Linked DNA regions of Homo sapiens: all the other regions are linked to region 1. The links are chromatin loops, found by intact Hi-C in ENCODE. Cell type or tissue: CD4-positive, alpha-beta T cell. All regions are shown on one strand.

What was found. A loop is a pair of places that touch in the nucleus more often than their neighbours do. Peaks named below come from ENCODE experiments on the same cell type or tissue, not always from the same donor. Only the 100,000 strongest peaks of a DNase experiment are listed, where the experiment ranks them.
Region 2: it touches region 1 in a loop (11-fold over the local background); 9 of 110 quality-filtered maps call a loop at or near these places.
Region 3: a loop joins it to region 1, with 10 times the contacts of the local background. A loop is called at or near these places in 14 of 110 quality-filtered maps.
Region 4: it touches region 1 in a loop (3-fold over the local background); 7 of 110 quality-filtered maps call a loop at or near these places.

Annotation. Positions count from the first base shown.
Region 1 is chr12:44,870,753-44,878,752 of GRCh38, forward strand. It overlaps NELL2 (neural EGFL like 2), which reads right to left and starts at 5,563. Exons shown (of 20, transcript NM_001145108.2): 1 at 5,063-5,563; 2 at 4,473-4,601. The coding sequence starts at 5,117. RefSeq lists enhancers at 5,686-6,187, 6,188-6,687. In CD4-positive, alpha-beta T cell, CTCF peaks have their summits at 3,357 and 6,025; DNase peaks (open chromatin) are centred at 3,329, 4,449, 5,589, 6,059 and 1 weaker place; H3K4me3 peaks cover 4,688 bases; H3K27ac peaks cover 390 bases; H3K27me3 peaks cover 900 bases.
Region 2 is chr12:44,808,484-44,816,483 of GRCh38, forward strand. NELL2 (neural EGFL like 2) reads right to left here. Exons shown (of 20, transcript NM_001145108.2): 3 at 7,503-7,653. Among named protein-coding and RNA genes, the nearest start is that of NELL2, 64 kb to the right of the region's middle. In CD4-positive, alpha-beta T cell, CTCF peaks have their summits at 3,779 and 3,983; a DNase peak (open chromatin) is centred at 3,788.
Region 3 is chr12:44,771,898-44,779,897 of GRCh38, forward strand. It overlaps NELL2 (neural EGFL like 2), which reads right to left. Exons shown (of 20, transcript NM_001145108.2): 4 at 7,952-8,000; 5 at 7,766-7,862; 6 at 5,345-5,417; 7 at 5,145-5,227; 8 at 4,125-4,253; 9 at 2,850-2,952. Among named protein-coding and RNA genes, the nearest start is that of NELL2, 100 kb to the right of the region's middle. In CD4-positive, alpha-beta T cell, CTCF peaks have their summits at 3,079 (motif pointing right) and 3,290; a DNase peak (open chromatin) is centred at 3,114.
Region 4 is chr12:44,928,211-44,936,210 of GRCh38, forward strand. No RefSeq gene overlaps it. Among named protein-coding and RNA genes, the nearest start is that of NELL2, 56 kb to the left of the region's middle. In CD4-positive, alpha-beta T cell, CTCF peaks have their summits at 3,002 (motif pointing left) and 3,206; a DNase peak (open chromatin) is centred at 2,971.

The sequences.
Region 1 (8,000 bases):
AAAAGATTCTTCTGATTACACAGGGCTCACCCAGATAACCTATGATAGCCTCCTAATCTTAAAGTCAGCTGATGAGCAAACTTAACTTCCCCTTGCTGTATAACGTAACCTATTGTTTGGTTCCAAGAATTAAGACATGAACATCTATGCAGGACCATTATTCTGCCCACCATAATATATATTTCCATAATGATAAATTTTCAATTCTGCTCTATTAGTATAGCCTACCATGTAACCTGGTTCCTGCTTTCCTCATATACTTTATTTCATATCACATGCCCTATGTTTCTACTTCTCTAGACTTCCTCCACGTTCTCAAATGCACATTCATCCCATGCTCAGAACCTTGCTCACACACTAGTCCCTTTGCCTATCCCCATAGCTTCTCTTCTTTGGACTACTCTTACATATCCTTCAACTATCAGCTTAAATGACTATTCTTCAAAGATGGTTTCCCTGAGCCTGAGACTCCCCTAACTAAAATATAGATTCCCATTATATCTTCAGTTTTTCTTCATATAATTTATCTTAATGGTGATTAGGTCTGTAACTATGTAATTGTTCAACGGCTATTTTTAAGACACTATGAAATCAAAGTTAAGTTCTAACGTCTTCATTTGTTATGTGCCTAACACCTAGCAGTATGCTAGTTTCCCAAAAATAACTTATTTGAAAGAATGAAAGTAACTCGCTTAATTGTCATAACAATGATCATTTTATAATTGAGGGTACTGGAGCTTAGAGAAATTAAGTAACTTCACCACAGTAAAACAACTAATGAAATTCCACCTCAGTCTATCTTGTTTCTAAGTGCATCTCTTAAACACTGTGTTATTCCACACTATTTGGGCACCAACAGCCATCACTTCAAAGTCCACAGATGCTCACCAACCATCATACTGAAGACAAATTAGTGCCACCTCGATTTCCTCAATGCAGTTACCTTTGCCTACTAAAGTCCATGGTCTATTACCAAATGCCTATTTCACTCTGCGTAACACTGGCATAAGAGGAGACGTACGACCTTTTTTTCCCTTTAAAACCTTAAAGTTTTTTACAAATAACTACTAAGCTTATTTTCAACTTAACAACTTGTAAAAAAAACATGCTTTGATTTTATCCACTTCTCTTCTATGGATTAATGAGATTATAAAATCTGTTAACACTTCAGAAGAAATTGTATTAAACCAACAGAGGAAATTATCTACTTTGGGAACCTGGCCAGATTAATTGTTAAAATCAAAGATCTAAAAATCATGCTAACATTGCTAGAAAGTCCTAGAATGGTGCTTCTGTATACTCTCATTCCTGATCCCTCATGTACAGAGAGGAAAAAAACATTATTATGATCATTATCTTGGGGAATACTTCCTAGATTTTAGAAAGTAGAACCCTTTATAACCTTTCATAGGTCTTTTTATTGTCTACATTCACTCCTCTAATTTTTAAAAGCATAATAAGTGTATTTTTGTGGCTGCAAGTCAGATTATAGCTAGAAATGACTAGAAAATTGCCTGGATTCCTTTTTTGAAAATTATGGTAATTGGCAAAGATCAAAAGCCATATTTATTAAGGTGTAATCTAATTTAGCATCTTATTACTTGAATTTCCAAAACAACTATAAATCAAATTTCAACAACAACAAAACCATTTTAGTGATACTATAGTTGCTATTATTATTTTTAAAACATATGACTTTAAAATATATTTCCATTTGTTTTTATTAGGTATAGATAATAATAAATTTACGAGTTTCAAAAGGTATTGAATTGCATGCATCTCAAAATCCACTAAGGAGAAAAACTGGCACAAGGAAAAGCAATATTAAATGAGCAAAAATCACTGGGAAAGTATATGTTGAGATTTCTTTATTTTAAAGCTAAAAGACAGAAGAAGATGGTTACATTACTGCAGGAAAAATTTGATGGTCCAAAAATCTCTTCCATCTATTTAGAACATATCTGATAGCACAAAGAAACTTATATGATAGGTTCATATGAAACCTGAGAGCATCTCACGGATTTTGTAATTTGTTACTATTCCTGCTATGACTATGTATAGTGTATATGTATATACCGTACAAAATATCTGCAGCACCCTCAACTCACTGTAAATAGAATCTATAAAATCTTCAGTCTGTATATTTTTTTCTCTCTAAAGCCAAAGGAAATCTCAATGAAGCAGCAAGACTCGGAACTGACTTCTTAACAAGTTTCCAAATGCTATTAGCAAAGACCTTGCCAAGGTAATGCGAAATTCCATGCATGGCCAAAGGGCCACCTTTTGTCAATTTCATAATCCGAATCTTAGAATAAAAGAAATCACAAGAGCATAATCAATACATCAGTAATATATGCCTACTGAGAACATGGCATGCAGGAAATACTTGCTGATTGATTGGTTATATTAAATAAAGTCCATAATTTGGCAGAAAATGAAATTTTACACCTTCAAATCTCATAAACCATATTTGTTAGGCATTTACTCTGTCTAAATATTGAGCTCGGCATCAACAAGGAAGGAAAAACAACCAATTCATCAATGTACATGGATATCTAGTTACTATGGACAATTCAAACAAAACATTTTATATGCCTTATGTATTTTGAACACCTACCTTGAAGAATTTGACAATTTAAATAAAAATGAATAACTAAACATTTTTAATTAACCAGGAAAAGTTATCGATTCCTGAGACTATTTCCTAAAAATGGTTTAATTTTCTAGCATCAGAATATAAAATGCACAGTCCTGAAGGTTTCTATTTGTGACAGATCAGACACTCTTCAGAGGAAACTAGGTAGAATACTAATAAAATTTAAAGGAGCTTTGTAAATTTTAAGAGCACTACAATACCATTTGTTTATTAGGAGCTTTAGATTCCATAAAGCTTTCCAGTTACTCGAATTGGCAGTCCTGAAATAACTTTGTTTCCAGTTCATAGGGATTAAAAATCAGAGATAAAAACAACACAATACAAAACAACAACAACAAAAAAAAAAAAACAGAAGGTTAACCCTACTGACACTTCTATTCAACTGTGTGAAATTCTGCTGACAATGTAGCCTTATCTTCTTTATTATATTTGGTCATTGTTTTTAAAGGATTCAATATCCAAGCCCCACCCTCTTATAAAAGACCCTTAAGTGAATAAAACATTACCATAAATATTTGTTACAATAAAAAATTAACTTAAACATAAAATTTAAACAATAATTTTTAAGCCAGAAAATTGCATTTTAATTTTTTATAAGAGCAAACTTGTTTTAAGTAAATGTAACACATGTGAATTTCCTCCTTTCCCAACTCTAAGCTTTGGTTTTAGTGTCCATGGTGACACATACTGGCTATATCAGGCAACAACACCACTACAGAAACACTCAAGTTTTATTTTATTTCTATTTCTTGGTAGCATATTTTCCGAAGTGGTTTCCTTTTGCATATCCAACTCTTTAGTAATTATGAATTGCACTTTCAAAGCCATGGCACCAAAATAACAACAACAACAACAAAAATCTGGGTGAGGTAGGGCAAGAAGCTTTAGTCCATTAGATATGTTAAACCAAACTCCATTCTCTTTTGCCTTCATGTATTCTTCACCATACATGAATCTAGTCTGTCTGTACACGTTTAGCTACCTTTTAGAAGCTCTTATTACGGCAACTTTCCACAAACAAGCAATCCTCAAAAGCTCTAATCAAAGTTGAAGGTTTGCTGCATTGGAATTTGCTTCTGACTGCACAACACATTTAAATATAATTTGAGATGTAGACATTTGTGCCCAGCCAATATCCATTGACTTCAAAAAAAAGTTGTAAAATCGTAAGTACACAATTAATGATAATATGAGATACACTTCTAGATTAACATTTACTTGAAATCTTTCCAAAATACTTTTGAGACCATTATTCCCTTTCTCTTGTTATTGGTGGATGAAGGAAGAATGAGGGTCTTTCAAAGATAAATTTTGCCTCAAATATACTGCGACTGTGATATGCAGTAAGTAAAAATATTCAGAGGCATTAATTTTTCCAGAAAGCTACCCCCATAAAACAATTCCTCCAAGCAGGGCACCATCGTACCTGAAACTTTCAGAGATCAGTGTCTTAACTAAGATTAAGCTATCCTTTTTCCTACCTAAATCAATTTCACCCAAACGAGGCGTTTGTGTTATAATTCATTGTTCCCCAGATTCTAAAATCAACCATCTGCCATAGGAGTTTCTGCTCAGTAATTAAGGGACTATCCATTAGAACTGGCAAGAGTACAAAGTACGAAGGAGAAGGGTGAGGCAGGGGAGAAAAAACCACTTAAAAGAGATAGGGATATGTGTCTCACACTGGCCCTTCTACACCTCAGCTAAAGTACTGTCATCCATGAGGCAATACAAAGTTAGGACAAGCGGCAAGAGCAACTCCTGCCGGGGTTATCGGAACTGAAATCACAGTGGGGATGCAGCACGCCGGGCATACCTTGAAAGAGAAAGGCTTTCGTCCCATTATGCAGCCCCGGGACCTGACGCACTCCGGTCGTGGACTCCCCAAGTTCTAACTCTGTTAAGACGTCAATCTGTAGGGAAGGGTCCACACCAAGCCCCCAAACTGGTGAGGGGTATGAGGTGGGAGAGAGAAAAAGGAAAAGCTCCATCAAAATGCAAGTCTCTTCCTCCAGGGCAGCAAAGAACCGCGTTTTCGCGACAATATTGGGAACTGAAGATGAGAGGCGACTGCCTCCTCCTCCGCCGAGAGCCTTACCTGAGATCAGCAGCCAAGCTTTAAATAGCGGAGCACCCAGTCCCGTTTCCATGACCTCCTTTAAACCCTTCTCTCTGCAAAGTTCCCCCTCAGCCCTCCGACCCTGGACTAGGGGCGTGATCCGCCTCGCGGTCTCCAAGGCAAGCACAGAAAAAAAAAAAATCCATATCCAAACCCGCCCCCTTACTCCAAGCTTCCCACTCCAGACCTACTTTGGGTCCGGGAAAAGCGAGGCTTCCCCAGCCAGCCCATGCTGCCCCGAGGCGGGAGCCATCCCTTTCCCCAGCCCCAGCTCTGCGGCCACTCACCTGCTCCGAGACCGAAGATCAAACAGAATGTTCTCAGTAAGACCCGAGACTCCATGGTGCGGATCAGCTCAGTCCATCGTCTCCCTCTTTAAAAATAAAAATAAAAATCGAAGAGGTTCTTGGAATCAAGCGGGAAAATAACGTTTGTCTCTCCTGCTGCTGCCTCGGATTTACTGATCAGTAGGATTAATACGCTTTGGTTGCCTAAGAAAGAAAAGGGAGGCCTCCCCAGGCGCGTGAAGAACTTAGACCCTCCAATGCGCACATCATTCCCACACGCAGGGCCGAGGCGGCAGCGCGGCCCGGAGGGGGCCCGGAGGGAGGGGTCGGACTCGCCCCGGCGCGGCTCCGTCGGGGAATTAGCTCCCGAGCCGAATAAAAGCAGCCAAAGACTCGCACACCCGGTAGAAGGGGGGCGGCCCCAAGAAAGCCCGGGCTGGGGCGGCCCCGCACCCCCCCGTCTTCCCCGCCGCCCGAACCTGTTGTAAAGGCAGAGACAATGGAGAAAGCTCCGGGAGACGCGCGGAGAGACTGCTCCTCCGGGGAGGGAGGGGCGGGCCGGGGGAGGCGGGGTAAGGAGGAGGGAGGGGCCGCCGAGGGCGAGGCCGGCGCTCAGCGTCGGTCTCCCGCACGGTCTCCTGGATGCCAAACCCGGTCTAGGGAGCCCAGGAGCCGTTGCAGCCTCAGCTCTTCTCCCTCCCTCTCTCGATGACCCGGGCAATGCCAACCTCCTTTCGGGATTGAAAGCTCTAAATCCAAGGTGCTAAGTTGATGGGCGGTCTTTGCTCTCACCCCTCGATTTCGGGCGCGTGTCTTGAAAGACAGGAGAGAAAAAAGACCACCCAGCTGCAGGAGGCAAGGCTGGAGCGAGTAGCGCTCGCCTGCCCTTTAAGCAAAGGAGGGAAGCCCATGTGCACTCGTGCACTGGGCTCCGGAGCAGCCCCGGGGTGCAGGGCACTCCCCCTCCAGGGCGTGCGGAGGAAGGCCACCAAAACACGCTGCACTGCCGAGGTGGAGCTGGGCAAAGTAGGTAGAGACTGGTGGGGACGGATGGCGAGCCTGGGAAGCCCCGGGTGTCCTGGTGGAGAGGTTCCCTGCCGGGGGCGGGGCGCTGGAGAGCTTCCCCGGCGCGGAGAGCTTCCCGGGCGCGGAGAGCGCAGAGAACTTGGCCAGGAGGTGCTGGACAGCTCCGGAACCCGCGCGCCCCCTGCCAAATAAAGCGTGGAGACCCGGACTCGGGCTCTCTGGGACCAGCATACAGCAGAAGGCAAGGGGAACTGAGCCAGGGCGTCTGTTCACGCCGAAATATCTACCTACATAGAGGAGATGGTTAGAGAGAGAGAGAGAGAGAGAAATAAATAAATACGTAAATAAGCAGAGGGAGGAGATGGAGCCCAGGCGAGAGAGAAGAGCCATCCCACTGTTGACCACACTCATGCAGGCTCTACCTGCCCTTCACCACATATGTCCGGGACCATAAAAGTGGTGTCCTTTGAGATCCATTTTTCAGCAGGCACATGTATGTTCAAGATCAATGGTACATAATATTTTTTGAACATAGCCCTAAAATTTTTAGGTAAATTTTGAGGAATGGCATTCCACTTTCATTTTGGAAAAGTTAAGAGTTTAAAAAACCATTATGGTATTAATCTGTACAAAGATCAATTGGGTTTCTTAACCTTCCATGCAAACATGTGGGTACTGAATTCTCCAACTGGATACTAACAGCTACAGTTACCAAAATGCCTACTGGGTAGTCTGAGCCCCCTGCAAGGCAGGAGTATAATATACATTTTATCTATAGATATATAGTTATAGATATTATCATATAGTGGAATACATATACTATATTATACTATAGGGAAAGAGGTATTTTTAGATCTGCCCTTAGAATTTTTAAGACAAAAGATTCAGAATTCGGGAGCTCTTTTAAATTAATTTTTAATTCTCTCTTATCGAATTTCCCATTTAATTCTATTTGTAACTTTGTAAAGTTTGAGAAATATTTCAGTACTTACAAGTGATAAAGGATTGTCATATGCAATTTCCCAAATTTGAAAAACTATGCCAAATAAATAATACAATTTAATTAATCAATGAAAAGAAATTAATCATCAGAGAATTAAAGACCTTTCTACAGCTGTGCATCTAAAATATTCAATTGTAATAAGTATCTACAGAAGCTACACGAAATAAATTTTAAATAACGTAGCATTTAAAATGCTATCATTAGAGAAAAGAATAAAACATAAATATACATATGCACATATATATTTCCACATAAAAGTCCTCCTAACCAACCTGTGTTCAACCAACTCATGAAAGTAGGGATACTCTCGAGTTTCTCTGACTCTCATCCATATGCTGAAAGCTGGTGGTTAATGGGCTTATCTCCAGTACCATACACACTGAGGCTCCCTCCAGAACAGTGGTATTTGGTACCCAAAATAATTCTAGTTGAACCTGCTACTGTAATTATTTGACCTAATTAAATAGTATGGAAATCATTAAAATATGAGTATGGGGAGGTGTGAAGAGTTGTTTCTCTAAAACTAAGGTATAAGGTTTGGAAACCCATAGTAAAGGTGAGCCATTGTATTAGCTAGGGCAGAGTTTCTCAACCTGGGCAGGAGTTTTCAACATTATAACTACTAACATTTTGGGGCTGGATAATTCTTTATTGGGGCTGTCCTGTGCCTTGTAGGATGTTAGTTGAATTCTTGGTCTCTATCCACTGAATGCCAGTATTTTCAGTATTCCATTTTATCTATGTGTTCTTTTGACTATATCTCTTTGTGAAGCTTTTAAAATTGGTATTCTAGGGAATACAATATACATACTTAACTTTTCACCTTCTACCTAGAGTCCATACATTACCACTTCAGTTCGAATACAGAAGCTTTACTACCACATCAAATCCCTTTATCCTCAACTCTTT
Region 2 (8,000 bases), 62 kb before region 1:
ATAATGATATAGAAACACTTCAAGAAAATAAAATCTAAGTAAAGTTTTTTAATTATGTAGAAATTGGAGTTTGAAATTTTAATTTATAAATCCTATTATCTTTAAAGTTATTTATTAAATAAAGTGCAAGCAGAAAGTAATGAGTTTAGTAGCTTTTATGTCAGTCTATTAATTTCTTCCATAATAAACAAAGTCATTTTTTAGTTCAGAACCATTAAGCCAAGCAAATATTGCCAGCAAGTTTAATTTTTACTTACTAATGTCAAGAAAGAAAAATGGCTTAATACATGACAAGCACTCACAAACATGAAGACACATTTTTTCAGCCTCATACATAAATACATTTTTACTCACCCAGAATGTATAATTAATATTAAGAGGATAGAAAAATCTCATTTATTTCACCTGAAGTTTATTAATACAGAAGATGATGACAAACTACAGGACAGTTTAATATTTATTTGCAAAGCTATTGCCACAAATTATCTCCATGTATGCTATCTGCAAAGCATTCAAAGTCAGAAGCATAAATAATGCCTGGATATCAGCAAAATTCCTAATAAACCCCTTGGAACAAATTTGTATATCTAAAGTCCAAGATTATTTTAAATAAAGAAGAAATATTATAAACCACAGAACAGAATCTAGGCAACTACACCAAATCACATGAAGGATAACATAAGGATTTTATTTATCCTGAAGAAACTGCAGTTTTGTAAAACATGGAAGAAGGAAACAGTTTCTTTGGAATTTTCAATAAATTTCTTTTATTTTTACTGATAAATATACTTTTGCTTTTCAACAATCCTTTATATTTTTCATATTTCTCTTCTGTTTCCTGTATAAATGGATAAATGAATCAATATGTTAAAAATATTTCTCTATTCTCTATTTACCTTTCGAAACACAATAGTCAGAAAACTATAATAATGAGAGAACTCCTTTAATCAGCCTGAGTGTCTTAACTCTTTCCAACAACTGCCATATATTACTGTCTGGTTTTTTTTAGGTTATGCTGCTGATGGTGAACATACTGAAATGACTGAAGAGCCAAAACTCTTTTTACACTGTGCTCACATGAAGTTTGTGGCTTAATTTTTAATATCAGCCTCTATTTAAGGAACACCATTTGAAACCAGCATCTCAGGTTGGGAGGCCAAATGAAGCTTTGTTCATGGCACACCAGGGCACTGCTGATGGAGTTCCCGGGAGTTTCATAATTATGCCACTTGGTTTGAAGCTATGTTTCAGTGCCAAGGTTTGACTGAAGCCCTCTTCTTAATTCTGCAACAGTGTGATCATCTGCCCTTCCTACTTTCTTCTTGCTTTTAGTTCACTTCAGATACCCTAGAATCCAGAGCATGCCCATTAATCCATATGTCCAAACCAAAAAAATTGTGTGATTAGATATCCAGCATTAACACCGTGGCTGAGATGTTGCCATATAGCTTATTACAGTTGTCATTATTCTCTAAGAACTTGACTTATAGCTGTTTCGAGGCAGTGGCTGCCAGTTAGTGAATTCCTCATGCTAGAGTTAAGGACATTTCAGGATGGATTAGGCACCCTGCATCAATATAGCAATTTGAACATTCTCCAAATCCTACCACTCTAGCTTGATGAAAACTTTGTGATGCCATTTATGATTCCTGATGTACTCATAATAACCTTTCTCTTCATCTTTTACTCATTTCTTCATCTACCAAATATTTATTTAGCATCTGTGTATGACATCATGACAGATGTAATAGAGTTTGCAAGTTTAATGCACAATCCTTGACAGCAGAAAACCTTAACATCTAATCAAAAATTATTGTCAACTATGTAAATATTTTACACAAACACACAAATTCACCTGAGAAAAGGATGAGAAAGCTGCATTCCACAGCATTAATGGGGTTATCGCTAAATGTCAGAATTATAGGCAGTGGTAAATGTTTAATAATTGGCTCTCTGTTCTCTAGAGACCCAATTCTAAGCTATTGGTTCATCTGCCCATTTGTATTGGAAAGAGAGTATTTAAAAAGTATGCAAAAATAAAGGTTCATTGAAAAAGCATATTTTTCAAAGCCCTGTTTTGTAGCATCTGCTGATTTCCATGGAATAATTACTCATACCATGGCCTATTTCAAGCTACTAATGTCAACCAGTTCACAAAATTTCAGCCCCTAAAGCCAGTAGGCAAGCCAGCTCCAGCAAACCACTGACTGGATGAGCTTCATTTTCTTCTTTATACATATTTTTTTGTTTTTGAATGCCTTAATGATAATAGTGGCTGCCGTCAGGGATAGAAACTGGGTCGCAGGGGACAGGAATGGAGTGCCTTTTACATTTTGAACCTTGGGATGTATTACCAATTTTTTAAGAAAGCTACAATTTAGATTTTTAAAAGTTAAATTATGTATTTGTTACAACTGTAATCAGAAGCAGTAAATGATATTTTAATGTCTCATGAAATTAACAAACATGTATACACATAAAATATTTAAATAACAATGAAATACATGCGGCCATAAAAAAGAATGAGTTCATGTCCTTTGCAGGGACATGGATGAAGCTGAAAGCCATTATTCTCAGCAAACTAACACAGCAAAAGAAAACCAAACACCGCATGTTCTCACTCATGAGTGAAAGCTGAACAATGAGAACACATGAACACAGGGAGGGAAACATCACACACTGGGCCTCGCAAGGGGTCAGGGGGAAGGGGAGGGAGAGCATTAGGACAAATACCTAGTGCTTGCAGGGCTTAAAACCTAGATGACAGGTTAACAGGTGCAGCAAACCACCATGGCACATGTATACCTATGTAACAAACCTACACGTTCTGCACATGTATCCCAGAACTAAAAGTAAAAAAAAAAAAAAAAAAAAAATTAAAGACATTATATGTTAGAATGCCAAAAAACTGGCACAAATTTTTTAAATACATTGGAAACTGATGTAGGAAGAAATTAATGTAAACTGGAAAGGTCAGTGAAAGCTTCCTGGAGATATAAGCGCAGTTCTGAAGTACGTGCCGGATTTGAACAAGCAGAGAAAAAGAAAAAGGGTGACACATAGATGCCGAGCAGATAGGTCACTGTGCCTGGCTAGTATTTATACTCCTATCGCTTTACTCCATTACCACGAGTGCTGAAGCTACCATTCCCACAGTCTCCATCAGTTCCTACCTTCTCCCTCTTTAATTAGGCTTCAGAGCAGGCTTCCCAATAAGCTAGGTGTTCACTGCAAATAGCCCATATGGAGATAACACTGGAGTCAGGAACAGACATAAGGAAGAGAGAGCCAGTCTCACATCACCTCTAATAATAATATTAATGTTCATTTCATGTTTATTCTATAGCAGAGACTTTGTAGTCTAACTCACAGAGTCTAAATTCACAGAGGGATAGCTCAAGCTCTTGCTCTTGCTCAAGATCTTGCTCTTGTGCTTTCTCCCAGGCAGGCAAGAACATGTGCTCAGAAGAAGCGTCACAATGCCACTGCCACCCCATCTTCCCCCCAAAAAAACCCAGAAAAATAAGCATCCTTCAGCAGGGCATGCAGAAGAGTTCTTACTATGGTGAACTAGAATGCACCCATTGAAGCGCTGGACCTACACCTAATCACTGTCAGTTGGAAGTGACTGAGTTACATTGAGAAAAGCAATTTACATGCAATGTGGTGTGAAGGACACAGTCTACTTACCAGGCCTTCATATAGAAGGCTCCACTGGCACATTGAGCAGGAAAACTTGGTTGTATATGACTGTCTTGCATATTACCAAGAAAGTGTCTCCAAAGGGGGCAGTGTTGCTTCAAAGACCTTCATACCTAGATGTATGTTATCAACATCACTGTGGATCTGCTTTTTCTGAAGTGACCAGCTACCATAAAGTCCCCTGAACTTGTTCTCTAAGGACACTTACTACCTTGACCACAAAAGGCCATATGAGAAATATGTGTATGGTTTCAGTGCCAAGAATGGTTGAATTATCCTAATTATTTAACAAGGTTTTTATCCTTTTGTTTGCTCTGATTTGTATATGTTTCATTTTATCTTGTCCTGTAGATATTTCTATAAGCCACCTTAAAATTTTTGTGAAAGAAAGCAGAAAATAATGAAATAAGTGTTTAGGCAATGATGAAACTAAATAGATGAGTGAGGAAAAGCAAGATAACTAAAGAAAGATAGCTTCAGCAAGAAGAACAGGAAAAAATCCAATACAAGCCATAACAGAAGGTCTGTTGAGATGATAGAAGGCAATATCACAGGGCATTAGTAAAAAGACTCAATAATAAAAAGTGGGTTTGGGTTCTGGCTCTGTCAGTAACTAGCTAAATGATGCTGAAAAAAAGGCAATAAAGAACCTAGTTTAATGATCTCCCATAGACACGGAGAGACCAGATAGCACAGAGGTTCAGCAGGTGGGCTCTATAATCACACTGATGGAAAAGCCTACTCCCATTTATTCCCATGGAACCTTTAAGAACTTATCTCTAAGGCTTGTTTTTCTTATCTTTGAAATGAAAATAAGAGTGCTGATCTTGTATGATTATGAGAGGTTTGTGAATTTTTATAGCTAGTATTTTCAAGCACTCTATATGGATTTACAGAGGGGGACAATTGAAGTACAGAACAATTAAGTAATTTGTACAAGGCCCCAAAAGCAATGAGTGGCAGAGCTATGACTGGAATATATGCTGTCCATCTCCAGGTCTACACTCTTAATCACTCTTGAATACTGATGATAAATGAACTAATCACATGTAATGCATGGAGCACAGTGCCTGGCACATGGTAAGCCTTTAATAACTGTTAGCTTACTCAGCAAATGAAAGTGCCTTACAAATCTAAATTATTTTCCACATCATAGAATGATATACTATATCTCAAATATGATATTTGTTCAATAATAACCTATCTAGATAATATCTACATAATTTATAATTTCCTAGATAAATTCATAGACATTGACAGAGATACAACCATAGACTGAATAAGTAAAACAAGAAATTTCAGAAATAATATAAATTTTAAAGGTATAACTAGAAAACCTAACAGCTGAGCACAAATACTTATGTATAAGAAATATTCATCATATTATTATTTATTAAAATTTACAAAGTAAATGAGTTGAATACCCAAAAGTAAGGGGTTGATTAAACAAAATATGGCGTATCAATACACATAGACAAAAGGACTGGATTAAAATACGACAGAACTTCAACATTAGTCTTTTAGTAACATGATTGTATCAATTTTCCTATTTCTTTCTGTCAGTTTTCCAAATTTTTTCTACAACGAAAACATACTTCTATAATCTAAAACAATAAATATTATTTTCAATTGAAATAAATACATTTAAAGCCCTGCCTATAACTTTAATAAATCTACCTCACAGGAAGAGTAAGAAAGGATTTGCCTGACAGCAAACCACCTGATGAAGGTCAGGTATTTCAGTTGCCCATATCTTTAAAATGTTTCAGTTGCTTAAAAAAACATTAAACTATTTTAAGAAGTATTAGGTGGAAAAAGTTTGCAGATTGCAAGAAGTCTGTGCTGGTCAGAGTGTGTACAGTTAAGGTGTTCGACCCTGGGAACCAATACAAACACTGACCATCTAGGACTCACAGTTGAGGGAAACAGACCCATTGAAATGCTGCCTGACAAGCCTCAGGAGGAGCAGATGGAGGGCCCTAGCACCAGTTAGCACAGAGACAGGAGCAGTAAGAAAGGAGGTAGCAGTGGCCATCATCTATGTAAGGGATGTCATCTGGAAGAAGGCTGGGTGAGTTCTATGTCTCTACAAACAGGGAAGTGGGAGAAAGTCACAGGGAAGCAAAATCTAATGTGCAAAATTAAGGCGAAATTTTCCTAGCATGTAGAGGTAATCAGAAATACAACAGGTTGTTCTGCAAATGAACAATCTTGCTTTATTACATGTGACTCTTGTTGCCTGAAAGCTCAATGGACATGGGCAGAGACACACTGCTATAAACAAGGAGCTCACTGGATCTCAACCACATGAAGACAAGGCCTCTCCCTGCAACCAAAAACAGACTGAAGGGAATAGCCCAGTGAACCCTTGAAGATGGGATTGCTCCCTTTCTTGCTCTTCCCAGTTACCAGGTGAGTGTTAGGATGGCACCCTCCCCTCAAAAACAGGCCAGAATCTGGGAGGAAAGAAACCCAAGTGAAGGGCCTGGGAAATTATCCTTTGGAGCTAAAGATGTAATTAAATGGGGCCTCAAGCCCCAAGAGCAAGCGAGATAGTATGTCCCTAGGAACCTTCCTCACTAAGTCAGCCTTGCTATATTTTGTTCTCCACATAGATTTTCTTACGTTTGCTCTTTAGTATTTAGTAAAGATGTGCAAAGTCCCAGACTGCCTCATCTGCGATAAGAGAAACCAAATAAAGAGATTTATACCCATGCTTGGACAGGATCATTAAAGTTTTTATATAGGTAAAGCATTTTATATGTATAAATTCTTTAATCCTCACAACAACTTATGAAGCAGTACTATTATCCTCAATTTACAGATGAGGAAATTGAGATACAGATCTTAGGTGACTTCCCCAATGTCCACAGATAGTAAGTGGTGGACCTTCCCAGAACTGTGGTTATTCTTTCCAGAAGGAATAATCTTAAACTATTTGGTATTACTTCATAGCAATTTATGTATATGTCAAGTATCATGAATGACTTTCTTCTTCTTCCTCCTTTCCCCCCATCCAGAGCTCCTAATCCTGTCTCACATATGACAAAGGCTGGAAGATAGTAGACACCATTTTTATACAATCCATGTCCAAGAAGACAGCTGTCACTGCTGCCAACTATGAGGTAAAAAAGGAAGTTGTCTGTCAATGATTACAATTATACGACTATTAAACTCTAAACCCAGACAATTTTACAAAGCATTAGAATATAATATTTTTGTGGATAACTATTCACAAATTAAGAAGTATGTTTGGCTTTAAAATTGAGAAATATACCTCTTGAGGAATTCAGTAATGAATAAATCTGTTTTAGGAATAGCAACTTCTTACTAACCTGAAAAGCAGCAGCTCCTTCTGCTTTTAGGCAATTACTTTCAATTACCTGTGTTTGTGATTTTTGTATAATGTAACAAAACCATTCTATCTTAAACCAATCTTTGTGTTGTTGTTGAGACGGAGTCTCGCTCTGTTACCCAGGCTGGAGTGTAATGGCATGATCTTGGCTCACTGCAACCTCCAACTCCTGGGTTCAATCAATTTTCTTGCCTCAGCCACTCGAGTAGCTGGGACTACAGGCGCGCGCCACCAAGCCCAGCTAATTTTTGTATTTTTAGAAGAGACAGGGTTTCACCATATTGGTCAGGCTGGTCTTGAACTCCTGACCTCGTGATTTGCCCACCTCGGCTTCCCAAATCATAAAGAGATATACAAGAGAAGAAAGCTTTTGTTTACTTCTCTTTAATATATTCATTTAACCACATATAATGAAAACACAGGAAACTCCAGCAACCACATTTACCTGTGATCCAAGTGGTGAATTGAGAGAATAACTCCTGAATTTAAGTGGGTCTGTTTTAGGGTCACCAAAATAGTAAATTCATGTTTATTTCTCAGCTTCTGAAAAAACTGTTCAGCTGTAGCAGTGGATGCTTTTATGCTTCTGGGAGTATCTAAAAAAGAAACAAACATATACTAAGAATAGTAGAATTTGATTTTATGAAGTATCTTTTACATGTAACATCTTTCAAAAAACTTTATCAAGTTTATCAGTAGCAGCTGATAAATACTGAGTTTCAGACTCTTGGTAAATTATTTTTCAAAAAGACTTTATGCTATATATAATAACACAGGACAATAAAATCACACATGAATTACTGAACTTAGGTTTCAGGAATCTTTTTTCAAAAATGTCACCTTTGAAGCAAAAAATCAAAAAACCTTACTTGGGGACGTATACTCCCAAGTTTTCTCTACACAATTCCTATATTCTAGATAACACAGCAACATCAGTGTCAAC
Region 3 (8,000 bases), 99 kb before region 1:
CCAAAAAGTGACTGGCCACATGCACGTGTTTCGTTCATTTCAATCTTGGCAGAGTCACATTCAGCAGTTAGGTTATACGCTTTACCTTCCAAGGGCTTTAGAAACAGTAAGCTATTAATCTCTTTAAGCTGTTTTCAATAATAATCTATTTTATCAGGTTTTGTCATTAAAAAGGCAGTTGAGCAGAAGCGTTTCAAAGATAGGATCAATGTAGGGTCTAAGAAGAGGGCTTATATTTATATTTAAAAGAGTAAAAAACATAGGAATTTACTTCTACTCCACTAAAATTAGATTTTCATAAATTATAACAGTGACACTACTGTGGAATTAACATAGGAAAATAAGACTGTTTCTCCTCACATGCAATGGTGATACACACACACACGCACAAACACACATACAAGACATCATAGACATGTGTAACTATTGGTTTCTCCCACTTTTTTTAAATACATATGAAAATCTGTACTATTTAAGTCAGTCAGTCAAAGGATTACTATTACATTTATTTTAAGTGTTATTTGTCTTCTACAAGACTTTTCAGAAGCACATTTTCTGGATATTGTCAGTGACTTATTTTTAAATTGTGCTTTGCAGAGACTCATTCCCAAAAAGAACCGCTAAGAATATTCACCATATGAACTAAATGCTTATTTCCCTAAGGGGAAATATCTATGGCTGTTTACTGAAATGTCTTGCTAGCTCTAGTAAAATGTTAAATTCATTAAAACTAAAATTTCAAATCTTTGAAATAACAAGCAAACATAAGCATGAACCCTCTCTATTCCTCTCTATTCCATGGTACTTATATATCATTAAATGTGAACAGAAAGATAAAGTCGCTTAATACTTATTATTTTTTAGCCATATCTAATGAGGGCCTATGGCTTTTTTTTTTCATTATGTTGTGGTCTGCTCACTGATCACTCACTTCCAGCTTTAACTATTTTCTATATGAAGCAAACAGTTGGTTTTCAATCATTAACACCAAAGACTGCCTGAAACACTCTTCATTAATGAATCTCAAAACATTTTATCATTTCATTATGTCTAACCGCATGTTTATTGGGAAGAATTCAAGCATTAGTCCGATTTAGTCTGCAGTTTACTCTTGGTAACACAGGCAAATGGTAAGATGAGAATTGAAATTCACTTCTGACGAATCTCTCACAATGGCCCGTTATTTCAATCAACCTGTATCTAATAACACTGACATCACTTAATGCAAATCTGTCATATCCATGAATAACAACATAAAATTATGGATGTAAAGAAAGATAAAAGAAGTTAAAGCAGGGCAGGGCACGGTGGCTCACGCCTGTAATCCCAGCACTTTGGGAGGCTGAGGCGGGCGGATCACGAGGTCAGGAGATCGAGACCATCCTGGCTAACAGGGTGAAATCCCGTCTCTACTAAAAATACAAAAAAATTAGCCCGGCGTAGTGGCAGGCACCTGTAGTCCCGACTACTCAGGAGGCTGCGGCAGGAGAATGGCGTGAACCTGGAAGGCGGAGCTTGCAGTGAGCGGAAATCACGCCACTGCACTCCAGCCTGGGCGACAGAGCGAGGCTCCGTCTCAAGAAAAAAAAAAAAGAAGTTAAGGCAAAAAGTATGATTCCTTGCTATTGTATTATGAATATGAAGCCATATATGTATATATGGTCCTTCTTCCTTCCTCTTTCTAACCACCTACAAACAAAACTATATATTGCCACAAGCCTCCTTTTATTAAGAGAAGTCCTAGAAAAATGCAGATTATTTCTCACCAAGGAAATTAGCTAGTGACATGTAAGAAAAATTGTATTCAATCCTTCCTAGTTCCACTGAATCGACTTGACTAGGCTAATACAGTCTTATGAGACGGACTGGCTTCAATGTAAAGCCTAATAGAATTAAATATAAATGCCTTCCTGAGGGAATTAAATCAACGGACTATGAAGCAACTTCTTGATTTTTCTCTGATAGCTTGTCACCCTCACCAGCAGTAGCACATTGCTACTGTCTTTCTCTCCACCCCGCCGCCACTTCTCCCTACTTTGTCTTTTTGAGAGTATACATATAAATACACTTGCATTTACAGAGCTCTATATATTCCACAAACTTTAAAACAACTCAGTTTTCATGTATGTTACTACTCCTTTGTGGAAAAAACAGCAAAATTTTTAAACACTCTTTTTAACAAAGGTTTAAGTGAAGTCTTTTAAAGTATAAGAAACATAAATAAATTATTTCCATTATTTATTGAACGATCTAGAACCCAGTTAAGGGTAGTTACAGATGAGTCAAAAAGTATTTTCTGACAACCGAAGTGAACTGCTATATAATGACTGCTAAAAGGCAGAAAAGCTTCCACACATGGTGGTGTGAGCCTTTTTTTCCCTGAATGAAGGCCATGGCCCTTATCTACACTGGACAATCCTATAATAATGTGGACTTCTGTTGTTTGGGCTAATGGAACAGCATATCTTCTGCTGCTGAAGGCCACTTGTATCATGGATTTCTTTGGTTATTGCAGCCGTGTGAACCATTCTTAACCTATTTGGGAGACACTTACAATAAATAGTACAATTAGTGAAATAACTTCCAGTAAGTTTCTTACACATGTTTCCTACTACTATCACTATATGGAATAGATTACTCCAAGAAAAAATTGTCCTACTGGAATAGGGGCATAGCATTTTAAAATGGAAAAGAACTAATCAACCAAAACAGAGAAAGTATTCTTCCTTTATTCCATCACTTCTGAAAGCTATTTAGCTTGCCCAGATTAAACCAATGATGGGTGAATACTTATTAATACAGTGCTTTATTTTTCCAAAGAAAGTATTCATCATAAAAGTTATGCTCACATTTGCATTCCTTACAGCATTTGCCATCCACATACGCAAGAGCCGACTTAAGTGGGCAGTCAGGATTTGGGCAGATTAGAGTTTCACACTGGATGGTTCCATTCTGAAAAGGAAACAATATTTAAAGAATTTCCATGTTAGAGTTTAGTAGTTTTCAAGAATTTTTGAATTCATTCCTTAAATTTTAAACTCTTCATGTGAAGAGAACAGAACAGGCCATTCATTGCCAGGAGGGGAGGCGGTGCTGACAATCACCACAAGGAGGCGCCAAACTGGAGACAGGACCACCGCAAGGAATTTGATTCCTAAAGGTGGCCAGAGCTCCCAGGTAGCTGGCTGCTCGGGCTTCCCATTTTATTGACTTCACTATACCACATTCCGTCTTCTACTCAATTTAACCTTTGCTCCCCATTTAAAAAATTTAGGAACATATCATGTTCCTGAATAAAAACTGTATCATGCACACGAACATGCACGCACGCACACACACATGCATGTGCGTGCGCACGCACACACACACACACAGTTCTGAACTACTTTTGATCTTTTTATATGCATGATATTCTGTTTTTGAATAAACTGGATGAACTTTGAGAAATTTTTTTAAAAGCCTAATTCACATAGATGTCTGACTTCTTTCCAGAAAACCAGCTTTAACAGATGAGTTCATGTGTAATTTAAAAGTTTAAAACCAAACTCTTTGAACTTTTCTTTGAAAATGAACATATATTTCTGAAATCATAATGCAATAAAATATTCTACTTCATTAGCGAGCAATTAGCAAAATCACATTTATTTAAACTTTATAATTTGTATTCCACTGTATTAATAAACTATTAGATTGTCCCAATCATTTAAACTCTATCTAATTTGCTTATATTGCTCAATCTGGACACAATATTTAATGCTGCATATGACTTAGTTTCATGAAAATGCATTCATGAAAACACAAGGGAGAAAAATCTCTGGAAATGTTAAGGATAAGAGGATAGTCTTCTTTAGGAATCACTTTACCTAATTTAAATTGCTAACTTCATGTGTGTACCAATAAACTTAAACTTTATAGCATTCCTAAACCATAATCATCTTTAGAAGCTAGAAAGTGTTTTTAATAATGCAACACAGTTCTTTAGATATGACCAGGTTTGTTGACACTTTAGTGTTGTGTCTTGAGGAAATGGGTCTTGAAATTTTCATGATTACATTGTTTTAATAAATTTTTAAAGAGTGGGAGCATCTGAGTTCCCTTAGTCTCAACTCAAATAGAAGCCATACCAGGCATGTGCAGTTCTTACAGCCGTCTATCCAGGACTCAAATTCTCGGTAGGTGGTTCCCTTCATGGTGCAAGTCCTTTCACAATAGCACTGATCCAATCTATTCATTCGCTGTTCAGCTCGAGACAGCTGTGGCACAAAAGAACGGGTTTTACATTGTTCATCCTTCCAGCAACACAGAAATGTGAAACACTCCGCAGGTATCTTTTTTTTAAAGTATGTAGCAATGATGATGGCTGTGCTTATCAACCACTTGCCATAAACATATTTAAGACTTTAATTTAATTTAAAAGAATGTTTTTTTCTCTCCTCTTCTTTTTGTGATAAATTTGCTCCCTGCCTTAGAAACAAACAACATAATTTATAAGACATAAATCAAAGGTTAATTCAAAACATCACTCAAATGCAGAGAAGCACTTTCCATTTAAAAGAAAAATGTTTAATTTCATTTATATGCTTCTTCAAGTAAAAAAATAAAATTCAGAATTTATGTTGTATAAGAAACAAATCATACACCATACAACACAACCATCAGGTATTCTGTAACTACTATACAAAATTACAAGTCTAGTGAAATTGTAGGTAAACCTGACATATGCTTAAGATATTAGTAAATAATCCTAGAACTGTAACATAGTGGTAGAAAGCATTTATGGGACCATTTCTTTGATACAATTCTGGTGTCTATATTCTTTACACTGTCCTACTGCCTCCTTGCTTGTAATGAAAAACTGAATAAAAATAAATAATAATAAAAGCTAAACAATAAATCCTCCTGTAGTAAGCAGTGTATAAATTAGGTAATCTGCCTCATTCCTGATTTACTGAATTATTTGTTATACAGATGGCTAGGGTTTTAATATTTATAAGCCTTTCCTTAAGCAGAGATTTAGATTCAGTCCTAGCAAACAGTATAGTATAAGAAGAGCCTCGAAGGTGAAAATCTATGGTTATAAATGGAAGTATTGGGAACATCAAGGATTTTTAAGCTTCCACACTGTATTCTTGAGTAGCTTTTACCTTGGCTGATGTTTTGGCTAAAATATCCTGTAGCTCCATGATTTTCTGCACAAGTCCATGGAAGTCATTGCAAGTTGGACAGGCTGGAATTACAAACACTACATTTGGTCAAGATGCATTTATAAGGGGTTCAATCTGGTTAAGTCTATGCTGACAAGTAATATATGGGGACTCCACAGTGCAAGAACTAATAGACTTACTGCGATTAAGATCTGGGCACTGAGCAATAAATCCCTGGGGCATGACAAGTAATTGGACATCTTGCATTATACCCTGTGTGTGAAAAATAGAAAAAAAAGACATATTACTTTCATTTACCCAAATTATGTTCAATGGTCAAGTTCATGAAGGAAAATATTACAGAACACACTCACTAAAATCCCTGAGTAAAAAGTCTTTGTTAATACATTATTTCCACTTCATACCAAAGGGAAAGAAATTCATCAGGCACAATAGATGATTACCCATGTATTCTCTTATTGATAATGTTTTTAAAGCCTTAAGATTAAATGTCAAGATATAACTAAGAGGCAATAGTTATGTTGTTTTGAGAAGTTATTTTTAGTTAGCCACTGACGGGCTTGAAAATGACCTTTAAAAAAATCAACCTGATAATAATTTCTAGCTTCAGCAACTCTGAAATTGATACCAATTTTAAATTAACTTTAATTATTAAAGAAAAGGATAGAAAAACTGAGTCATGAAAGCATGCTCATTTGAGCATCTCATGAAAGTGGGATCTTTTAAAACTAATTTCTCAATTTAAAAAGGACAATAGATTCATTAAACAGCTACAGCAAAATATAGTGATGAGTTCTTATGAGTACAGAAAGTTTAAAATGAAAATTTTTTAAATGTCAGCTGGAAATGACCTGTTTTACATAGAAAATTTTATCACATGTTTATAGGCAAAATTTACATGCATACTTAGTCATTAAGGTATAATTAGCTTCCAGCTTGCTGGGCTCCTAAAGCAAAGACCAATGGTGGCTCAGAAATGATCTATCAGACACATCCAGCTGTCTCTTTTATCTGCCACACTCCCCCCATTTCTTCATGGCCTTTATATATTTTATTAAATTAATATTTTACTTTATCCATTTGAAAAATGCAAACAAAATATCTAATGATAGGAATAACTGTACCAACATGACATCAATATAATTTTAAACGTACCTATAAAGATTTACCAGTCAAATACTGGTCTCTATGTCTTGTACATGTTTAATCTGATTAATAGCATGTATCAATGTGAACGATAAATATTTAAGTATTTTTACTGTGTGGGTATTACTGGATCCAGTGTGTGCTTGGGCCTAGATTGATGAAATAAATTGTGTACCAACTCCTATCACTTAGAAGCAGCAACATAAAAACAAGGCTATCGTGTACGGTTATATAGTTTATGCACTGTACAACTCTAATGGATACTATTTATGGACTACAATAAAGAGAATGACCCCCAGAGTTGTACACATAATTGACATGTGGAGATTTTGAGGCCACACTTAGGCTCCATGGGAAGGACTGTCACGATTAAATAGAGATGAGATTTGGGACTCACAGCACACATCTGCTATCCCTTACCTGGGAAAAGCGCATGGTTTTAGGATTTGCAAGCATGGAACCAATTTCCTATTTGTGTCACTTACTATTTGCCTATCTTTAAGCAAGTTACTTTACCCCTCTGTGCAGGTTTATGCATAATAAAACAGAAATAAAAAATGACCCTGCATCAAGACTAGCAAGGCTACTATTAGATGGAATCATATATTTCAAGTATCTGGTTTCCTGGTAACAGGCAATGCTTAAATAAGTTCCCAAAACACCTTTATAGAATTATAAACTTTGCTTAGAAAACAATTAAATTCACTGGTATGTGATCTACCTTGAAATCTATGAGTTGAACTATCACTTATCATTGTTTGATTTGGTAATCATTCATCGAGCCACTTCCATGTTGTAGGGACTGTCATAGCCACTGGGGGAAAATGATTGCACTATGGGCTTGTAGTCAAGCAATTCTCTGGACTTTATTTCTTCATCTTTAAAATATGGAAAGTTAAATGACATGTCCCTTAGAGCCTCTCCAATGAAGAAATTCTATGAAGTGTTGTCTCCAAGTACATATTAAAGGAAAAGATATAAATTATAACTGCTTTCTCTTTTGACAGATTTGTGCACATATGTGTATTCCTTTCTCACTTTCTGCAGTACAAGGAGACCATGAATAATATATACTAAAAAGCTTTCAATCCGCTATTAACATCTTTGTAAAAGTATCATCAAAGGTTATATTTCAGTGGTGGAGAGTTTATTTGTATGTTAACATTTTAGATTTTTATTGCTTTGAAAGGTTAATTCAAAGAATGACCTGTTAACTGCCCTGATTGCAGCCTTGTGATCATTTCTGTAATATCTAACAATTAAACTCATTGAAAAAAGAAGAGAAAATAATGTTTGCTGGCTAAAATATTACTGTTTAAAAAAATGAAACAGACACAAATTTTCTAATTTACAAATCAAATTATTTTGTTTCACACCATAAAAAGTAAAATCTACTTTTTGAAACTCATTAGAAAGCATTTACATTTCATTCTCAGACTTTTGCCAAAAGATACCTTAAAATATCCATGCGCATTATTTCTCTGTCCTAGCCAAAATGTTGTGCCTAGAGGCAAGTCTGTGGAGGGCTTTTCTACTACCCTTTCATAAATTCTGCAAAAAAGAAACATCAAAGAAGGAACGTGAGTAGACAGTCATTTCTTAGAATCTTCCATTTCCTAAAATGAGGACACTACACTTACTTATTGCAGTCAATGTGTAAAATCAAATGGGAAGCACTGATGGCTAAGG
Region 4 (8,000 bases), 57 kb after region 1:
GAGCCAAGATCACGCCACTGCACTCCAGCCTGGGCGACAGAAGGAGACTCCGTCTCAAAAAAAAAAAAAAGAAGTTTGGTTCTCACCAATGAAGTTAGCCTTACTATTATAAATTTGAGAATGATTACTATGATTACTACTATTGCCACTCCTATTAGAACACTGCGTGGATGTGACTTAACAGTTTGCTTACTATCTATGTGAATAACTATGTAGAAAACCCACACCAAGACCTTTAAACACCAAACACTTTGATCAATACTGTCACCCAAATAATTTAAGTTCCATTGACTCTATTGATTGACAGATTATCACTTGCTCAAACAGGCTGACAATAAAACGCAAGGACTTCAGTCTAAAACGATTTAATCATCAGGACCGTAAAAGACATACACGCTGAGGCAAACGCATTGAATTGATTATTTAATTTTGTGTGTCAGTTAAGGCTTGCAGTACCTCACACAGTGCCTGTAACAGAGGGATCAATAAATACTGAATTAAATATGCTACTAAGTAACTGTTAAATGGCAACTGGACAGATGGTTAAATGACAGACTGAAGGAAAGAATCATTCAGTCAATCGATTTGAATCACGAAACCTTCTGCCATTAGATGTGTGTTGCCCTACTTTGCCTGTCTAATTGTGCTTTGTGCAATTCTATGTACAGCCCAGTTGATCTTTCTGGCATCATTCAGTCAATCAAAGAAAACTTAGAGTTTAGGTTAATTTAGGATTGCAATAAGCCTTAAGAATTTGATTTTTCTATGAAGACTTCACTTTACCCAAACTCATCTCCTTGGGATGACCACCTGCCCACTTTTTGAAGATATTCACAAGTGTGCTTCCTTTAATAACTTTTAGGGGCTTAGCAACAGAATATGTGGGAAATCTTCCCTAATAAATGACACAAAAAGCACTTCAGCAGCAATTTTAGCTCATCAAGTATTTTTTAAACTCATTCTTTTCTTTTAAGAAGATCACAGCATTTTGGAATAGAAACATTGCATCTTTTGACTAAGTCTGTTGAGAGGTAATAAATTTGGTGGGTTTTAAGTATTTTTAAAATTTACGCAGAGTTCACCCAGTAGAACCTAGGTGGGCTTGTACTTTATACATTGAAAAAGTGAGATGTGGGCAATTTAGGGGGTAAAGAGGAGGAAATAAGAGCTTCCCTTTTACCCCAGTAGCCCTTGTCTTAGCACTTTGCTAAGGAAACCTCTGGCTTGCAGCCAGTATCATGATAACTTGACAAGTCCCCTTTGCAAAAGTCCTTATTGTGCCTTACATAAACAGCACAATTAGAAAGCCTGACCTACTCCTTACACATTACAAACAGAATATTTCATACTAAAATTGGCAGACTTCACTAAAAGCTACCTGACATGGCAGTTGCAAATACAATGCACGTTAGTGGTTTAAAGTGCAGGCTCTGGAGTCATAAGAACTTGCCTTTAGATCCCAAGCCCCACTCACCAGCTGTCTGACCCCTCATGAATTATTAAATTTCTCTAAGCATCAGTATCCTCATCTGTGAACGCAGAATAATGCTACCTGTTCCATACAACTATTGTATGAATTAAATAAAGGCATGATGTGCTTGACACATAGTAGGCTTTCAAAAACATAATTAGTAGTAATGGAAATAAGTGTATACATGGCTAAACTACTTAAAGCACCAACTAAAAGAACAAACATATCTGCTAATGTACATTCAGAGCTTTTAAACTTAATCATGGCTTTTCCACCCACTCACCACTATAAGATCAAAATTGAGAGAAATAGATAAAAATGAACTACAACCTGTCTTCTCTTGCAAGAGTTTTCTAATTAGCACACTAACTAATTCACTCCTTACAAATGTGCTATTCATAAACACAAACTGTTGTCTCAGACACTGATAACTTACGTGATTTTGTGAATGTAAATGCATTACAAATTGATTTTAATTAGACATAATTAAGAATTACACACACTAATTTACTTGTTTTCCCTTGATGTTTGGGCTTTTTACTTAATAAATTTCTGATTCTAACAAGGAGACTGTGTTAGGGCATTAATTAAAATCTTTAGTATTTGGGGTCAATATGTAATTTTTATTAAACTTACCAAGTATGATCAAAGTGAAACTTAAAAATAATTCACTGCCAAAATATTTTAAATACAAGTCTTCCAAACTTATTTTAAGCAATGTTTGTTTTTTGAAAGGAATAATAAAATTTTGTTTTCCTAGCAGATCCAATTAAAACTGTCCTTTGCACATAAAAGGGCTCAAAATCATTACTATAAACTGATTCAAATGCAAATTTATCTGGGAACTTTGGCAAGTCTTAACTTCAAAAGGATACAACTAAAAAATATTTAGAACAAAACTGAGATGCAAATTAAACACTAAAATATTTACTAAAAAGAAATTAGTCCCATATCTAATATGTTTTTCTGCACAAGACTAAACAAATTGAATTTTTTAAAACAGAATTTAATAGAAGACCCTCCTGTCAGATCAGACAGACCCAGGTAATGCTGGTATTGCTGGGCTATCATAAAGAAATGGATTAAGCCCTATGCAATAGCTTTAAAAGTTATTACAAAAGACATAGAAATATCCAGTGAGTTAAGCAGCTCAGATTTTGAACACCCAAAGTAGTACTAAAAAACATTAAAATTCTATCCATAAGCTTTAAAAAATAATTTCTAATTCATAGCATATAAACAAAGGGTAGACTATGTTTATTTAAGAAACTGCACAAAAATAATCATATCTCATTTCTGGTTATAATTTGTTGTGTACTAATTCCTGTTATTGACTCTTCTATGGCTATTACCATGGACTTCTCTAAAATATATAGTAAATCAGGCCTATTATGAAGTAACAGCCTTACATTCTTTCTTATGTGTCACTTTTATACAAAGGAAGGAAGGGGAGGATACTTTTAAAAATAAAACCCTGAGCTGCTCTATTCCAAATAATTGGAAGAACTACAGCGCCATCTTGTGGAATAAAGTAACTAATTAGTGAAATGCTTTGATTCTGTTAGGAAAAAAATTGAATTTCTTGGCCATCAACTCTAGTTTCTTTTAATGATCTATTATTTTACAACATTTTAGTCTGGAACATCTGTCAAACAGCAAAAACTACTATTATGCTAGAACACTAACGTATATAATACAGTAACCAGGTGATTTATGGCCGACTATGTCACAGATAAAGAAAAATACAAAGTTAATATTATACGTTGCCCTGGAACCAAAGAAAGAATCTGGAAGTTTGGACTTTTGTGTCCTTTTTCAAAAATTGAAAGGCAACAAGAAAACCCTTAACATGGCTGAGGTGCAGTTTCTGAATATTTATTAAAGGAGCATATCCTTTAATACCCATAATCAGAAAGAAGGAAGTAAGTCAAGGAGGCTTGGGAGGAAATAAGGTTGGGTAGTTGGAATCAGAATGTTTTTATTTCTTTCTTCTTCTTTGTTCAATTAATAAAATTTCTTCTGGCAGCCAAGATGGCCGAATAGGAACAGCTCTGGTCTACAGCTCCTAGCATGAGCGACGCAGAAGATGGGTGATTTCTGAATTTCCATCTGAGGTACCAGGTTCACCTCACTAGGGAGTGCCAGACAGTGGGTGCAGGACAGTGGTTGCAGCACACCGTGCGCGAGCCGAAGCAGGGCAAGGCATTGCCTCACTCGGGAAGTGCAAGGGGTCAGGGAGTTCCCTTTCCTAGTCAAAGAAAGGGGTGACAGATGGCACCTGGAAAATCGGGTCACTCACACCCTAAAACTGCGCTTTTCCGACAGGCTTAAAAAACGGCGCACCAGGAGATTATATCCCGCACCTGGCTCGGAGGGTCCTACACCCACGGAGTCTCGCTGATTGCTAGCACAGCAGTCTGAGATCAAACTGCAAGGTGGCAGCGAGGCTGGGGGGGAGGGGTGCCCACCATTGCCCAGGCTTGCTTAGGTAAACAAAGCAGCCAGGAAGCTCGAACTGGGTGGAGCCCACCACAGCTCAAGGAGGCCTGCCTGCCTCTGTAGGCTCTACCTCTGGGGGCAGGGCACAGACAAACAAAAAGACAGCAGTAACCTCTGCAGACTTAAGTGTCCCTGTCTGACAGCTTTGAAGAGAGCAGTGGTTCTCCCAGGACGCAGCTGCAGATCTGAGAACAGGCAGACTGCCTCCTCAAGTGGGTCCCTGACCCCTGACCCCCAAGCAGCCTAACTGGGAGGCACCCCCCAGTAGGGGCAGACTGACACCTCACACGGCCGGGTACTCCTCTGAGACAAAAGTTCCAGAGGAACGATCAGACAGCAGCATTCGCGGTTCACGAAAATCCGCTGTTCTGCAGCCACTGCTGCTGATACCCAGGCAAACACGGTCTGGAGTGGACCTCTAGCAAATTCCAACTGACCTGCAGCTGAGGGTCCTGTCTGTTAGAAGGAAAACTAACAAACAGAAAGGACATCCACACCAAAAACCCATCTGTACATCACCATCATCAAAGACCAAAAGTAGATAAAACCACAAACATGGGGAAAAAACAGAGCAGAAAAACTGGAAACTCTAAAAAGCAGAGCGCCTCTCCTCCTCCAAAGGAACGCAGCTCCTCACCAGCAATGGAACAAAGCTGGACGGAGAATGACTTTGACGAGGTGAGAGAAGGCTTCAGACGATCAAACTACTCCGAGCTACAGGAGGAAACTCAAACCAAAGGCAAAGAAGTTAAAAACTTTGAAAAAAAAGTAGACGAATGTATAACTAGAATAACCAATACAGAGAAGTGCTTAAAGGAGCTGATGGAGCTGAAAGCCAAGGCTCGAGAACTATGTGAAGAATGCAGAAGCCTCAGGAGCCAATGTGATCAACTGGAAGAAAGGGTATCACTGATGGAAGACAAAATGAATGAAATGAAGTGAAAAGGGAAGTTTAGAGAAAAAAGAATAAAAAGAAACGAACAAAGCCTCCAAGAAATATGGGACTATGTGAAAAGACCAAATCTACGTCTGATTGGTGTACCTGAAAGTGACAGGGAGAATGGAACCAAGTTGGAAAACACTCCGCAGGATAATATCTAGGAGAACTTCCCCAATCTAGCAAGGCAGGCCAACATTCATATTCAGGAAATACAGAGAATGCCACAAAGAAACTCCTCGAGAAGAGCAACTCCAAGACACATAATTGTCAGATTCACCAAAGTTGAAACGAAGGAAAAAATGTTAAGGGCAGCCAGAGAGAAAGGTCAGGCTACCCACAAAGGGAAGCCCATCAGAATAAGAGCTGGTCTCTCGGCAGAAACTCTACAAGCCAGAAGAGAGTGGGGGCCAATATTCAACATTCTTAAAGAAAAGAATTTTCAACCCAGAATTTCATATCCAGCCAAACTAAGCTTCATAAGTGAAGGAGAAATAAAATACTTTACAGACGAGCAAATGGTGAGAGATTTTGTCACCACCAGGCCTGCCCTAAAAGAGCTCCTGAAAGAAGCACTGAACATGGAAAGGAACAACCGGTACCAGCCACTGCAAAATCATGCCAAACTGTAAAGACCATCGAGGCTAGGAAGAAACTGCATCAACTAAAGAGCAAAATAACCAGCTAACATCATAATGACAGGATCAAATTCACACATAACAATATTAACTTTAAATGTAAATGGACTAAATGCCCCAATTAAAAGACACAGACTGGCAAATTGGATAAAGAGTCAAGACCCATCAGTGTGCTGTATTCAGGAAACCCATCTCACGTGCAGAGACACACACAGGCTCAAAATAGAAGGATGGAGGAAGATCTACCAAGCAAATGGAAAACAAAAAAAGGCAGGGGTTGCAATCCTAGTCTCTGATAAAACAGACTTTAAACCAACAAAGATCAAAAGAGACAAAGAAGGCCATTACATAATGGTAAAGGGATCAATTCAACAAGAGGAGCTAACTATCCTAAATATATATGCACCCAATACAGGAGCACCCAGATTCATAAAGCAAGTCCTGAGTGACCTACAAAGAGACTTAGACTCCCACACAATAATAATGGGAGACTTTAACACCACACTGTAAACATTAGACAGATCAATGAGACAGAAAGTCAACAAGGATACCCAGGAATTGAACTCAGCTCTGCACCAAGCGGACCTAATAGACATCTACAGAACTCTCCACCCCAAATCAACAGAATATACATTTTTTTCAGCACCACACCACACCTATTCCAAAATTGACAACATACTTGGAAGTAAAGCTCTCCTCAGCAAATGTAAAAGAACAGAAATTATAACAAACTGTTTCTCAGACCACAGTGCAATCAAACTAGAACTCAGGATTAAGAATCTCACTCAAAACCGCTCAACTACATGGAAACTGAACAACCTGCTCCGGAATGACTACTGGGTACATAACGAAATGAAGGCAGAAATAAAGATGTTCTTTGAAACCAACGAGAACAAAGACACAACATACCAGAATCTCTGGGACACATTCAAAGCAGTGTGTAGAGGGAAATTTATAGCACCAAATGCCCACAAGAGAAAGCAGGAAAGATCTAAAATTGACACCCTAACGTCACAATTAAAAGAACTAGAAAAGCAAGAGCAAACACATTCAAAAGCTAGCAGAAGGCAAGAAATAACTAAAATCAGAGCAGAACTGAAGGAGATAGAGACACAAAAAACCCTTCAAAAAATTAACGAATCCAGGAGCTGATTTTTTGAAAGCATCAACAAAATTGATAGACCACTAGCAAGACTAATAAAGAAGAAAAGAGAGAAGAATCAAATAGATGCAATTAAAAATGATAAAGGGGATATCACCACCGATCCCACAGAAATACTAACTACCATCAGAGAATACTACAAACACCTCTACGCAAATAAACTAGAAAATCTAGAAGAAATGGATACATTCCTCGACACATACACTCTCCCAAGACTAAACCAGGAAGAAGTTGAGTCTCTGAATAGACCAATAACAGGCTCTGAAATTGAGGCAATAATCAATAGCTTAGCAACCAAAAAGAGTCCAGGACCAGATGGATTCACAGCCGAATTCTACCAGAGGTACAAGGAGGAACTGGTACCATTCCTTCTGAAACTATTCCAATCAATAGAAAAAGAGGGAATCCTCCCTATCTCATTTTATGAGGCCAGCATCATCCAGATACCAAAGCCAGGCAGAGACACAACCAAAAAAGAGAATTTTAGACCAATATCCTTGATGAACATTGATGCAAAAATCCTCAATAAAATACTGGCAAACCGAATCCAGCAGCACATCAAAAAGCTTATCCACCATGATCAAGTGGGCTTCATCCCTGGGATGCAAGGCTGGTTCAATATACACAAATCAATAAATGTAATCCAGCATATAAACAGAACCAAAGACAAAAGCCACATGATTATCTCAATAGATTCAGAAAAGGCCTTTGACAAAATTCAACAACTCTTCATGCTAAAAACTCTCAATAAATTAGGTATTGATGGGACGTATCTCAAAATAATAAGAGCTATCTATGACAAACCCACAGCCAATATCATACTGAAGGGGCAAAAACTCAAAGCATTCCCTTTGAAAACCGGCACAAGACAGGGATGCCCTCTCTCACCACTCCTATTCAACATAGTGTTGGAAGTTCTGGCCAGGGCAATTAGGCAGGAGAAGGAAATAAAGGGTATTCCATTAGGAAATGAGGAAGTCAAATTGTCCCTGTTTGCAGACAACATGATAGTATATCTAGAAAACCCCATTGTCTCAGCCCAAAATCTCCTTAAGCTGATAAGCAACTTCAGCAAAGTCTCAGGATATAAAATCAATGTACAAAAATCACAAGCATTCTTATACACCAATAACAGACAAACAGAGAGCCAAATCATGAGTGAACTCCCATTCACAATTGCTTCAAAGAGAATAAAATACCTAGGAATCCAACTTACAAGGGATGTGAAGGACCTCTTCAAGGAGAACTACAAACCACTGCTCAATGAAATTAAAGAGGATACAAACAAATAGA